Linked DNA regions of Homo sapiens: regions 1 and 2 are each linked to region 3. The links are chromatin contacts, found by Hi-C or POLR2A ChIA-PET in ENCODE. All regions are on one chromosome and are shown on one strand. Each heading gives the region's core, a stretch centred on a gene start or an enhancer-like site at or near the end of the contact. The rest is flanking DNA. Distances are from core to core; before and after follow the strand shown. Region 1 has its middle 26 kb from the start of CPT1C. Region 2 holds the start of CPT1C (carnitine palmitoyltransferase 1C). Region 3 holds the start of PTOV1 (PTOV1 extended AT-hook containing adaptor protein).

Region 1 (4,616 bases), core at 1,410-3,909, 130 kb before region 3:
TTTTTATTTATTTATTTATTTATATTTTAAGACGGAGTCTTGCTCCGTCGCCCAGGCTGGAGTGCAGCGGCGTGATCTCAGCTCACTGCAAGCTCTGCCTTCCGGGTTCATGCCATTCTCCTACCTCAGCCTCCCGAGTAGCTGGGACTACAGGTGCCCGCCACCACGCCCAGCTAATTTTTTTGTATTTTCAGTAGAGACGGGGTTTCACTGTGTTAGTCAGGATGGTCTCGATCTCCTGACCTCGTGATCCGCCTGCCTCGGCCTCCCAAAGTGCTGGGATTACAGGCGTGAGCCACCGCGCCCGGCCAGTGATGACTTTAAACACCATCATCCCCGAGCACACCTTCACTGTGCTCCACCACCCCCACCATTACAATCTCCACCAGCCCAACTACAGCCATCAACACCAAACCCAATCACCCACCCCACCAATACCACGGTTCCAACGCGCCATCAATCTAACCCTCACTGCTTCTGAGTCAAACAATAATACAACCCAACAACAAAATCAAAATTCTAAATGGCTCAACCTCTACCAGCCCAACCACCCCAGCCAGACTGCCAACTCTGTGATGGTTTAAAAAATGTCCACAAGTGGGGGCTGGGCACGGTGGCTCATGCCTGTAATTCCAGCACTTTGGGAGGCGGAGGCGGGTGGATCACCTGAGGTCAGGAGTTTGAGATCAGTCTGACCAACATGGAGAAACCACATCTCTACTAAAAATACAAAATTAGCTGGGCATGGTGGTGCATGCCTGTAATCCCAGCTACTCAGGAGGCTGAGGCAGGAGAACTGCTTGAACCCGGGAGGCAGAGGTTGTGGTGAGCCGGGATCGCGCCATTGCACTCCAGCCTGGGCAACAAGAGTGAAACCCCGTCTCAAAAAAAAAAAAAAAATAGTGATTAGGTCACAAAAGACATTGTGGCTTTCTTTTGGCCGGGCATGGTGGCTCACACCTGTAATCCCAGCACTTTAGGAGGCTGAGGCGAGCTGATCACGAAGTCAAGAGATCGAGACCATCCTGACCAACATGGTGAAACCCTGTATCTACTAAAAATGCAAAAATTAGCTGGGTGTGGTGGCATGTGCCTGTAGTCCCAGCTACTCAGGAGGCTGAGGCAGGAGAATCGCTTGAACCCGGGATGCGGAGGTTGCAGTGAGCTGAGATTGCACCAGTGCATTCCAGCCTGGCAACAGAACAAGGCTGTGTCTCAAAACAAAACAAAAAACAAAACAAAACAACACAAGACATTGTGGCTTCCTTCTTGCTCTGTTTCTCAATCACTTGCTCTGGGGGAAGCCAGCCACCATGTCATGAGGACACTCAAGCTGCCCATGAAGAGGCCCACGTGGTAAAGAACTGAGACCTCCTGCCAACAGCCAGTGAGGCACACATGAGTGAGCCATCTTGGAAGCAGATCCTCCAGTCCCAGTCAAGCCTTCAGATGACTGTCACCCGGCTGACAGCTTAACCACAACTTCATGAGGGACACGGAGCCAGAACCACCTTAGCTAAGCTACTTTTGATTTCCTGACTTTTAACAACTATGTGAGATAATAAATGTTTGTTAATTCAAGTTGCTATACTTTGGGGTAACTTTTTTTTTTACACAGGAATAAAGAATACAAACTGCAAACACCTCAGCCTCAACCCTCATATTCTTTTTTGAAATTTGCTTTTATTTTTATTTATTTTTTTGAGACGGAGTTTTGTTCTCGTTGCCCAGGCTGGAGTGCAATTGCACAGTCTCGGCTCACCACAAGCTCCACCTACCCCGGTTCAAGAGATTTTCCTGCCTCAGCCTCTCAAGTTAGCTAGGATTACAGGCAGGCACCACCATGCCCGGTTAATTTTGTATTTTTAGTAGAGACGGGGTTTCTCCATGTTGGTCGGGCTGGTCTAGAACTCCTGACCTCATGTGATCTGCCCGCCTCGGCCTCCCAAAGTGCTGGGATTACAGGCTTGAGCCACCGTGCCCCGCCTGTTTGAGACCGAGTTTCACTCTGTCACCCAGGCTGGAGTGCAGTGGTGCAATCTCGGCTCACTGCAACCTCCTCTTCCCAGGCCCAAATGATTCTTGTGCCTCAGTCTCCCGAGTAGCTGGGATTACAGGCGTGAGCCACTGCACCTGACCAAGAAATTTATTTTTGGTTGGAATACTGCCTGGCGCAATCTCGGCTCACTGCAAGCTCCGCCTCCCGGGTTCACGCCATTCTCCTGCCTCAGCCTCCCGAGTAGCTGGGACTACAGGCGCCCGCCACTACACCCGGCTAATTTTTTTGTATTTTTAGTAGAGACGGGGTTTCACCATGTTAGCCAGGATGGTCTCGATCTCCTGACCTCGTGATCCACCCGCCTCAGCCTCCTAAAGTGCTGGGATTACAGGCGTGAGCCACCGCGCCCGGCCACGACTTTTTTTTTTTGCAAGTAGTCTTTCAAAAATATATTTGGTCCTCAGGGGTACAGAATTGGATTAATCATAATTGCTGGTCCTTGGCACATACTATTATTATGTGTACCACTTCTTAAGCTATTATCTCTTGGCTTCAAATCTATTTCCCAGCACTGGGCTTTGGGTAACTGGGAATGGGACTCTGAAAACCCCACTTTCACTTTGCCAAGTGGTGTGTTAGCCTCTGCCAATAGGGGGTGCCAGACTGACCGTAGAGCCTGAAGGAGGAAAAGGGTTCTTGCTCCTTCCTGTTTGCTCTCTGCTTACTTCCCGTTGGTTTCCTGTTCTCATCTGCGTCAGCAAAGCTTCTTCACCCTGTCCAAGGCAGTTCTTTCCTGTAGCAGCAGCTAAATCCAATTTGCAGTTTTTCCAAACTTGCACATCCTCAGAGATGCCAGACCATTTGGGGATGCCAGACCAGCACCCCTGCCTGAGAAAATTCCAGTCTCGGGCCGGGTGCGGTAGCTCACGCCTGTAATTCCAGCTCTTTGGGAGGCTGAGGCGGGTCAATCACGAGGTCAGAAGATCGAGGCCATCCTGGCTAACACGGTGAAATCCTGTCCCTACTAAAAATACAAAAAATAAGCCGGGCATAGTGGCGGGCACCTGTAGTCCCAGCTACTCGGGAGGCTGAGGCAGGGCAATGGCATGAACCCGGGAGGCTGAGCTTGTAATGAGCCAAGATCACGCCACTGCACTCTAGACTGGGTGACAGAGCGAGACTCCGTCTCAAAAAAAAAAAAAAAAGAAAGAAAATTCCAGTCTCTAGTGATCCTCCTCTGAGCTCAGAAACACCAGCACCATCTGAGCAGTGCCTCCTCTTCAGAGCCTCAGTTTTTTTTTTTTTTTGAGACAGAGTCTCACTCTGTAGCCCAGGCTGGAGTGCAATGGCGTGATCTTGGCTCACTGCAAACTCCATCTCGCGGGTTCAAGTGATTCTCTTGCCTCAGCCTCCCGAGTAATGGATTGCAGACGTGCGTAACCACGCCCAGCTAATTTTTGTATTTTTAGTAGAGACAGGTTTTCCCCGTGTTGGCCATGCTGGTCTTGAACTCCCAACCTCAGGTGATCCACCCGCCTTGGCCTCCCAAAGTGCTGGAATTACAGGCGTGAGCCACTGGGCCCAGCCCAGAGGCTCAGTTTTATGTCCACTGGCTCCTGATCCAAATGTATAGTTTTTAATAACTCTAACCTTTGTCTTTGTTTTTCATACCCTAGTGAGATAGGAATTTGGCAAGACTGGTTTCCAAGACAACAGGACACAAGACCTCACTCATAAGACAGAAAACAGCAAAAGAAACTGGCTAAAACCAGCTAGAACCAAGAGGACAATGAAAGGGACCTCTGGGGCCGGGCCCGGTGCCTCATGCCTGTAATCCCTGCACCTAGGGAGGCCGAGGCGGGTGAATTACCTGAGGTCAGGAGTTCGAGACCAGCCTGACCAACACGGAGAAACCCTGTCTCTACTCAAAATACAAAATTAGCCCGGCGTGGTGGTGCCTGCCTGTAATCCCAGCTACCTGGGAGGCTGAGGCAGGAGAATTTCTTGAACCCGGGAGGCAGAGGTTGTGGTGAGCCAAGATCGCGCCATTGCACTCCAGCCTGGGCAACAAGAGCCAAACTCCATCTCAAAAAACAACAACAACTAAAAAGGAAGTGACGTCTGGTTACTTTCACTGCTCATTATATGCTAATTGTAATGCATTAACATGCTAAAAACACTGCCACCAGCACCATGACAGTTTACAAATGCCATGGCCATGCTGAAAAGTTACCCTGTGTGGTCTGGACGGGGTGAAAGCCCAGGTTCTGGGAACTCCCTGCCTCTTATCTAGAAAACCCATGTGTAATTCACCTTTTATTTAGCATATATTCAACAACTAACCATTAAAATAACCAACCAACGATCCTCAGAGCTACTCTGCCTATGAGGTTGCTACTCTTACTTTCCTTTCTTTCTTTTTTTTTCCAATTGTAAAGTGCTGATCCTGTTTATTTGGCAGGAAAACGAGACAATCCAGCAGCCCAGGAGGGACAGGTGGACTTAATCCTCCTCCTCGTCGTCTCCAGCCCCACCCTCACCCTGGCCCTTCTTGGCGTTCTTCCTCTTCACGCGGCCGGGGCGGCCACCCCATAGGGAGAGCGCAGAGACAAGTCGA
Region 2 (4,269 bases), core at 787-3,286, 160 kb before region 3:
TCTGCTGCAGACATGGCGTCTGCACCCACCCTTCCACCCTCAGGGCCTGGCCACGGGGTCCTGGGTCCCCCACAATACTGTGCACTCGACCTGGTTGACCCAGGACACCCTCCTCGTTGAACAGCCCTGGCTACACCTGCTTCAGTGCAACTGGAGCCCTCACCGGCGAGTGCCTGACACCTCGGCCTTTTCTCTTCCGGAGGGGCGCTCCTCAGTGTGTTTGGGGTCTCCCTCGCTCCACGCCCTCCAGGGGGCCGCATGTGCACTTGCCCTGCATTGCCTGGCCCCCGAGGTTCCAGGGTCCCAACTGTCTACTAACCGGCTTCCCGACAGGGTGAGGGTGAGGTCGCATCTACAACCAGAGCCAGCGCTTCCCCGCCGCCACCCCTTTTCTTGGAATCCCGCTGCTTAGCTACCTGCGGGTGTCATTGGCCCCGCCCCATTTCCCCACGCTTTGAAGGGGGCGAGTCTCCACAGACCTCCTAGGGGGATAGACAGCAGCTGGTGTGACCCCACACACCCAGTGAGGTCTCTGGAGCCGCGGTGCGGGAAGCGGGGACCCGGGTTTGAATCCTGCCCCTCTGGTGTGGTGCGGCCTCTTCCCACAGACTTTTGGCCTCAGTGTTCCCCGCCTGGGAAGTGGGGACTGGCCCTGGTACCTGGCTCCAGAGCTGCACCCAGAGGCGATCAGCCCGGTGCGGGAACGGGGCGGGGTGGCCGCAACTACGGGCCACGGATCCTGACCCGCCCTGCCCACGATGACTATCCACATCCTCATCCTGCTGTTGCTCCTCGCCTTCTCCGCCCAAGGGGACCTGGACACTGCAGCCAGGTGAGAAACCCGGGTGGCAGCAGGGACAGGGCGGGAGGGAGACCGTAAAGGGCGAGCGCCCTCTCCCGGCCGCGGAACGGGCAGGTGATCTGTAAGCCTCCCCGCTGGTCTTGGAGTGCTTGGGTGCCCACCTCCATCACGCTCCATCTCTCAATTCGGTTTGAACCCGGTTTTCTCCCACGCTCCCTCTCCAGGCGAGGCCAGCACCAGGTCCCCCAGCACCGCGGGCACGTCTGCTACCTGGGCGTATGCCGGACCCACCGCCTGGCGGAGATCATATACTGGATTCGCTGTCTCCACCAAGGAGCCCTCGGGGAAGGCCAGCCACGAGCCCCAGGACCCCTACAGCTATGGGCGCCGCCGGTGGCGCGAGGCGGAAGCCCGGCTCGGTTCCCAGGATTCCGGCCTGCAGCGAGGGGGCTAGCGCAGTGCCCAGCTCGCTGGGTGACCTCGGGCACGGCTCGTCCCCTCCTCGGCTTCAGTTTGCCTATCTGTATGTTGGAGCTTCTACTCCACATTTCTTCTCCCCTAACTCCAGCCCCTGAAACCGTCTTCCCCAGTCCCTCCCCGGGCTGCGACTAGGTTGGACCTAGAAGCACACGGGACCAGGCTGGGCGAAGAACACTGACGCCCAGAGCCGAATAAACAAGAGTTCCGTGTTTCAGTCTCTGCTTCTCTGTACCTATTTCGACCTCTCAGTCGAGGCTGGGTCTCTAATATACCTTTCTCTATTAGCCATGCTGCTTCTCCCTCACGGAAGTCCCACTGTCTACCTTGAATCCAACCCGCTGTGGCGCCTTTCTTGCCAACTCAATCCATGCACCTTCCGTGGGTGGTTTTGGCGGGCCGTCCTGACCCCCAAACATCCCTCCTCCCTCCCTGGCGTGAAAGGGCTGAGATTTGCTCCGGCACCCTACGCGCCTGACGTTATAATGCACCTGGGGTGGGCTGCGACCTCCCAGCTGAGCCTTGTTCCTCGAAGAGACAGGAGACTAAGAGACAATGAGCTGAGTGAGGAGCCCAGGAACCCGGGTTCCGAACAGCTGCGTAGAATGCGAGCGGCCAAATGGTGGAGAATCTGGCCGGGTAAAAGGAGACGGAGGACTGGGGATCGAACGGATGTAGGGGATTGGACGCCGTGGCTCGAAGGGGGCGGGGATAGAACGCGGGGATTGGAAGGAGGCGGGGATAAAACCCGGGACCTGAATACCCGGCTAGGGACACGAGAGAGAGGAATCGGGGTTTCTGGGTGACGGTGATCTCGGGGTGGGCAGGACTCCAAAGGCCCGTCGACCCGGTGGTGGACTCCTTGCACTGGGATTGGACATATGCAAGCGGGAGATTTGGGGCCGGCGCTCAAAATCGGGGGGCGGGGGTGGACTCGGGTTTGGACCCCAGGATCCGATCAGCGGACCCTTGATTCAACGTGGTAAGTACTGGACCCCAGGGGCTCGGGCTCCGGCGGGGCCTGGAGTCCTGTGTCTAGGGTTGGGCGTGCAAGCCTCTCCATCACTTGTCCTCGACGCTCGCCTCCGCTCACAGCCTCAGCATCCCAGGCTGCGAGGCATGCGCAGTGGGTGCTTCCTTCCCCATTCCCTCCAGCACGGGCGGGGGGAGGGGACGCTGAGCGGATGAATTTATAGACACCATCCCCCTCGCCTTGGCATGAAAAGCGGCAATGGGGTGGACAGCGTCAATGTCTAACAGGTGTTTGTTTCATATGGGTCTAAAACTAATGCTTTTCTCAAGACCCCGCAACTCAGCCTGGACCAGTTTCCCTCCTCCACCCACCCCCGAATCTTGAGAATCCTGTACTGGGGGGAGGGCACTGCCCCCGCACCATGTTCTTGGGAGAGCAGGTAAAGGGGTTAACGCGAGCTATCCCTCTGGCCTCTCTATGCGTTCCCAGAGGTCCCGAATTGACGTCCTTCCCTCAAAACCTCCGGGTCTACAAACCAGGACCCTCAAGACCCTTCAGGTGCTTAGAGAAGGATGAGCTAGGTTATGTAGTCCTGGGTCGGCGCAAAAAGGCAGCTGAAAGCGTGAGATCCCGGGTCTGAGGGAGGAGGGGCTGGGGCCTGGGCTTCTGGGTCTGAGGGAGGAGGGGCTGGGGGCCTGGACTCCTGGATCTGAGAGAGGAGGGGCTGGGGCCTGGGCTTCTGGGTCTGAGGGAGGAGGGGCTGGGGGCCTGGACTCCTGGATCTGAGAGAGGAGGGACTGGGGCCTGGACTCCTGGGTATGAAGGAGGAGGAGGGGCTGGGGGCCTGGACTCCTGAGTCTGAGGGCGGAGGGGCTGGGGTCCTGAAGTATGACTCTGCCCGACTCAGGGCTCCAGCGTGACATGGCTGAAGCGCACCAGGCCGTGGGCTTCCGACCCTCGCTGACCTCGGACGGGGCTGAAGTGGAACTCAGTGCCCCTGTGCTGCAGGAGATCTACCTCTCTGGCCTGCGCTCCTGGAAAAGGCATCTCTCACGTTTCTGGGTGAGGAGCGGTGCTGGTCGGTTTCCTTCCGGGGATCCAGGTTTCTGCTTCCGGGATGTCTGAGGCTCACTTCCGGCATTTCAGCTGGTTCATTTCTGGGAGACTATCACCCCTTTTTCTTAGAATTTTGATGTCTGCTCCCAGGACCCCTTTAGCAATTTCTCCGTGGCTCACTTCTGGGATCCACAGCCCCACCTGCTGAGAACCTCTGCTCACTTCTTTCACCCAAGAGGGGAACTGGGCCCCCCAAAAACTACCCACTTCCAGTTTCTAGAACTCCATATCCTTCCCTTATGGTGAAATTATCATTTCTTCCTTTCATCTCCAGCTTCTTTTGTAGTTGTTGTTTCTGAGACACAGTCTCACTCTGTCGCCCAGGCTGGAGTGCAGTGGCGGGATCTCAGCTCACTGCAACCTCCGCCTCCTGGGTTCAAGCAATTCCCTGCCTCAGCCTCCCAGGTAGCCGGGATTATTGGCGCACGCCACCATGCCTGGCTTATTTATTTATTTATTTATGAGACAGAGTCTCACTCTGTTGCCCAGACTGGAATGCAGTGGGGTGATCTTGGCTCACTGCAACCACCTCCCAGGTTCAAGCGATTCTCCTGCCTCAGCCTCCCGAGTAGCTGGGATTACAGGCATGGATTATACGCCCAGCTAATTTTTGTATTTTTAGTAGAGACGGGGTTTCAACATGTTGGCCAGGCTAATCTCGATCTCCTGACCTCAAGTGATCTGCCTCCCAAAGCGCTTGGGTTACAGGAATGAGCCACCGCGCCCGGCCCAAACTCCTGCTCTGTCCCTGTTCTGGAATGCGCATGCCCAATGTGTAACCAGCACCCATGTCTGTCCCAGGGTTTCTGGTTCTAGAACTCTTGCACTGTCTCCATACAGGGACTCCCTGCTTGTCACATCCTCTGTGTGTGAACTGGGGTCTGGAACACCTGTGGGGTCA
Region 3 (4,537 bases), core at 2,038-4,537:
CACACCTTACTGGCCAAAATTAATCACATGGCCGCACTCAAGCTAAATGGGGTCAAATGCTGGCCAAGTGTGGAGCTAGAAATATATGGCAAATAGCACTAACGGCCATCTTAACACTTTAAACATCTTATTTTAACCAAGAACATTTAAACAGACATCTCTTGTACGTAGGACCAAGACCCTTTCTTTCAGTATTGGTCTCCTAGTTAGCACACGACATTACATTCTTGTTTTTGAGACAGGGTCTCACTTTGTCACTTGGACTGAAGTGCAGTGGTGTGAACACGGCTCACTACAGCCTCAATCTCCTGGACTCAAGAGATCCTCCCACCTCAGCCTCCTGAGTAGCTGGGACCACAGGTGCATGCCACCATGCCTAGAAAATTATTGTTGTTTTTGTAGAGGTGGGAGTCTCACTGTGTTGCCCAGGCTGGTCTCGAGCTCCTGGGCTCAAGCAATCTTCCCACCTCAGCCTCCCAATGTGTTGGGATTACGGGCATGAGCCACTGCGCCCAGTAGAACATCACATTCTTGTATAAGCTCCACCCACAAACCACAATGAGTCATTTTTTTAAGTGGCTTGAGAACCTAAAGACATTTATGAAACAAACTGGGGGCTGAGTCTTCCTAGGTTTTTATAAGCTTTTTCATTAAATAATTTACAGTTGCTTTACTTGTACCTAACTTGGCAGCATTTTTTTTTTTTTAAGAGATGGAGTCTTGCTTTGTTGCTCAGGCTGGAGTTGCAGTGGTGAGATCTCAGCTCACTGCAACCTCCACCCCCTGGGTTCAATCGATTCTCCTGCCTTAGCCTCCAGAGTAGCTGGGACTACAGGCATACACCACCATGCCCGGTTAACTTTTGTATTTTTAGTGGAGACGGTGTTTCACCATGTTGGCCAGACTGGTCTTGAACTCCTGACCTGAAGTGATCTGCCCACCTCGGCTTCCCAAAGTGCAGAATTACAGGTGTGAGCCACCACGCCTGGCATGTTTTTCTTTTAACAACTCCCTTTTAGTCTTTCCAAAGCAAGCAATCTGGTTTGTGTATAAACAACTGTCTTGCATTAATTTCATTAGTTTGATAGTAAATTAAACAAGAACTTCTGGCATAAACAGGTTTGGATCAAACAGCTACCTTTCAGGAAGTAAACAGCTTGAGAGATGGAAGTGGAATTGCTTAGTCATAATAGTAGCCTGCTAGCCCCAGCAGTGGGCTTCACAGATGAAAAGGAAAGTGTCTTTCAAGTTGGTGGACCGAGTTAAGTGAGATGGTTTCAGAGAGTTTTGTTGCAGTATTACTGATAGAATTTCAGCCTACATTTTCATTTCACTTTCTGACATGAGTTCCCATTTTGCTCACTCTGGAGTACACCCTGGTATACCGCTCTCCATGCTTATACAATTCAGGGCATTCAAACTCACGTGTGTCCTGATGGGTTCTGAGGGATGGGAAGGCATTAACAGGTAGAGAACAGGAAGGATGGGAGAGAGATTTTTTGGGGGGCGGCAGCAGGGGCCACAGTACCAAGTTTGGATTTAATTCTAAAGGCACTGGGAAGCCATTGGATGGTTTTGATTATTGTAGTGACAGAGAAGGCAGCAAGAGTTAGGAGACGTCACCCAGGCAAGAGATCTTGATGGTTTGGACCAACAAGAATGGGGAGAAGTGAGGATTCCGGGAGATTAAAGCAGCTCCTGTTTTTTCTCCTTCCTGCTGCCAGGTTGTCCTCACATGGGTGATTGACAGGGCATTGGAGGTACCTGTTGATAACTAACTTGCAGTTTGTGTTCAGGGAGCACTGACTCCGTTTGGCCACAATGCAGGTTGGATTTGGGGTTTAAGGCTGGGCTCCAGTCAGCCCTCGGGAGCCCCTGGGCAGGAAAACATGGACAGGCCTACGGGTTCTTCTGCCATTTCACTGGCCACTCCTCCGTGTCCTTTGCTGGTTGCTTCTCATTGTCGTGACTGCTAAAGGGATGAGTGTCCCAGTCTCTTTGTGAGCTCATCCAGTCTCCATTCAAACACTGATGACTCCCGAATTTCTCTCTCCAGGCTATGACATCAATATCTATCTACATTGTTTAGTCAACATCCGAAACAGAAGTAGGGACTCCGTCTCTAACCTCCTACAGCTGTGTCTATTTCTCCTCTCTACCTTCACTCGACTCCGCCCACACTGGCTCCCTTTTATTCCTTCTACTTTCAGGATTTGTCTTTGCTGTTCTGTCCTCTTTGCACACTTTTCCAGCCATCTGGAATGGCAGGTTGCTCACAGGTCGTTTTCTTGACTTCCCTTGCTTGCTAACTTTACCTCGCTATGGTCATATCCCATCGCCCTGTGGATGTGCGCTAGTTAACACTTAGCACAGCCTGTGATTATGTCTCTCCCCAGTGGACCGTGGGGCCTGTGAGGGACGTGGTCTGATTCGGTCGTCGCCGAGCACAGAACTGGACAGGGTACTCATAACAGATTTTTGTTGTTGTTTTTAAAGAAAAGCTAACATTTGAGTAGTGACTGCGCCAAGCAGTCAAGCACAGCCCCTCGGGCTCGATCCCCATAACCACTCTAGGGTTAGGTATTACCCACGTTTAAGGAACAAAAATCGAGGGAAAAATCTTATACAACTACTAGTAAGTAGTCATTCCATTTTAGCAGAGCGAATGAGCGAATCCACGGAAGGCCGGGGAGCGACGTGAGTGGCGAGAAGCTTGGAGTCGCCAGGGACGGCGGGCGGAGCCTGGGCGCCGGGGCTAATGGGCGGAGCCTCCAGGGACAGCTGGCCCCGCCCAGGCCGCGCGGGGCCCGCTGGGAGTTGGAGTCCCTTGCCCACCTCGCCACGTCACCGACTGCAAACCTTCAGCTGTCTCAGGCTCGGGTGCAATCCGTACCCTCAGTGGGTTCCCTTTCAGTGGGTTCCTTTGTCCCCAGGCCCATTATTCCGTCCTCCCCTCTTCCCTGATGTATTTTGGCGCGGTCTCCTGGCTCTGCGGGCCCAGGGCTCCGGATGAGGTCTCCCGCCGTCCCGACCCCCGCAAGGGGCCAGCTTGGTGTCGCCTTCGTTCTTCTGCCACCCCATTCGGTAGGGGCTCCCGTTCCCGCCACGCCCCCTGAAGTTGTGGCTCGCGCGTCTTCCCAGGACTCCCCCGCGCCGGAGAGGCCCGCAGGACCGCCGAGCCCACACTCCGCTCCCGCCCGGGCCCCGCTCCCCCGCGCCGCCTTGGTACGCTCCGGCCACGCCCCCTCGGACGCGCTTGGTACGCGCCGGGCTCCCCCGCTCGCCTCAGTGGTTCGGCCGCGGCGACCCCACTCCGGCGGCGCGTCCCCCGAGCTTGGTACGGCTCAGCCCGTCTCCCCCGAAGCCGCGCGCCCGCGCCCGCGCCCCTCAGTCGGTGGAGCCCGCAGCCCCCCTTGTGGCCCGCGGCAGCTCCCCGCCCGCTCGGCCCGCGCCCGCCATGGTCCGTCCGCGCCGTGCCCCGTACCGCTCCGGCGCCGGGGGCCCCCTCGGGGGTCGCGGCCGCCCTCCGCGGCCCCTCGTGGTGCGCGCCGTCCGCTCGCGCTCCTGGCCTGCCAGCCCCCGAGGCCCGCAGCCTCCGCGGATCCGGGCCCGCTCGGCCCCTCCCATGGTGAGCCCCCCGCCCTTTTTCCAGAGCCTTCCACGGCCCCGCCCCCCCAGCCCCTATCCCGGGCTCACGCCTTTGTCCGCAGCCCCCGCCGCTCCGGGGTGTCCCCTGTGGCCCGAAGGGTGGTCCCGCCCGGGGCCGGGTTCCCCCGTGGAGCACCCGGTGGTTCGCGCCGCGCTCTCCCCTTTGTTGCGCGTTCGGGCCGGGGTGGGGGGTTGGGGGACGGGGGCGGGGCGGGCTCATATTACTGCTGACTCCGCGGCCCGATTTAAACGCGGGCTGGGGGCGGCAGACAGGCAGCCGGCACGCTCGCTTGTTTTTCCTATTGGAGAGTTGCTCGCTCTCCGGGCAGGAAACCTGGAAATGGGGGCGGTTTTGGGGGACAGCGGCGAGGGAGGGGCCCGCGCTTTGTACCAGCGCCCCCAGATGTCGCACCCGTGGGCGTTCTCCCCTGGCGGCCGCTCCGTGCCCGTGGAGTGCGCACCTAGAATACGCGCCCGCGCCCACATGTGGGATGCTTTGATGGACTGCCGTGAGCCCAGACCTTAAACGTAAACATTCAGCTTCGCAGGTACTTTGGGCTGCACACGCTTCTCCGGACCCAAAAGATGCACATGCTTTTCAGAAACCGTAAGGTTTACCTGGGGCTGTAAAACCGCACATCGCGACTTTGCACCGTGCACACGCTTGCCCCGATGTGAGATTTCCCCTGGGTTCGCGCTCGGGTCCGCTTCTTAAATACACTGCCTCAGCGGTGTGGATGGCACAGAGCTGTGGCAGCCCTACTGAAACCTTAAACAGGCTTCCTGGGGTCATAAACATGGATACCGAGACTTAGATCACCTCCCACAACTTAAACGTACCCCTTCACTCCACTGCCTTCGCCCCTTCCTGCAGCATTCGCATCTAGTT

What was found. Hi-C counts contacts between places; a loop is a spot of excess contacts on that map. ChIA-PET counts read pairs that join two places held with the same protein, here RNA polymerase II (POLR2A). Pooled maps may share reads with other maps.
Region 1: a map of CD8-positive, alpha-beta T cell shows a loop between it and region 3 (30-fold over the local background). The contact joins the enhancer-like site here to the promoter of PTOV1 in region 3. A Hi-C loop is called at or near these places in 3 of 168 maps with a recorded cell type or tissue (CD8-positive, alpha-beta T cell and naive thymus-derived CD4-positive, alpha-beta T cell) and 12 of 50 pooled maps. POLR2A ChIA-PET finds 5 or more read pairs at or near these places in 21 of 52 experiments (BJ, CD4-positive, alpha-beta T cell, CD4-positive, alpha-beta memory T cell and 16 more).
Region 2: a loop to region 3 is called in a map of IMR-90, with 2.7 times the contacts of the local background. The contact joins the promoter of CPT1C here to the promoter of PTOV1 in region 3. A Hi-C loop is called at or near these places in 5 of 168 maps with a recorded cell type or tissue (IMR-90, chondrocyte, dorsolateral prefrontal cortex and 2 more) and 10 of 50 pooled maps. POLR2A ChIA-PET finds 5 or more read pairs at or near these places in 12 of 52 experiments (A549, AG04449, Caco-2 and 9 more).

The regions. Positions count from the first base shown.
Region 1 is chr19:49,714,997-49,719,612 of GRCh38, forward strand. It overlaps the pseudogene RPS9P4. Among named protein-coding and RNA genes, the nearest start is that of CPT1C, 26 kb to the left of the region's middle. RefSeq lists a cis regulatory region at 2,422-2,957. Within about 2 kb of position 2,660, at least 19 of the 41 ENCODE cell types and tissues checked have a DNase peak (open chromatin) inside an H3K27ac peak, as active enhancers do; they include CD8-positive, alpha-beta T cell and HCT116, where a contact is called at or near this core.
Region 2 is chr19:49,689,080-49,693,348 of GRCh38, forward strand. It overlaps CPT1C (carnitine palmitoyltransferase 1C), which reads left to right and starts at 2,037. Exons shown (of 20, transcript NM_001199753.2): 1 at 2,037-2,261; 2 at 2,742-2,810; 3 at 3,160-3,314. The coding sequence starts at 3,174. It overlaps ADM5 (adrenomedullin 5 (putative)), which reads left to right and starts at 515. Exons shown (of 2, transcript NM_001101340.2): 1 at 515-832; 2 at 1,027-1,496. The coding sequence starts at 759. The coding sequence ends at 1,414. RefSeq lists a silencer at 905-974.
Region 3 is chr19:49,847,872-49,852,408 of GRCh38, forward strand. It overlaps PTOV1 (PTOV1 extended AT-hook containing adaptor protein), which reads left to right and starts at 3,288. Exons shown (of 12, transcript NM_001394010.1): 1 at 3,288-3,628. The coding sequence starts at 3,458. PTOV1-AS1 (PTOV1 antisense RNA 1) reads right to left here and starts at 3,805. Exons shown (of 4, transcript NR_040037.1): 1 at 3,697-3,805. RefSeq lists enhancers at 1,106-1,185, 2,987-3,096 and silencers at 2,677-2,756, 3,197-3,486.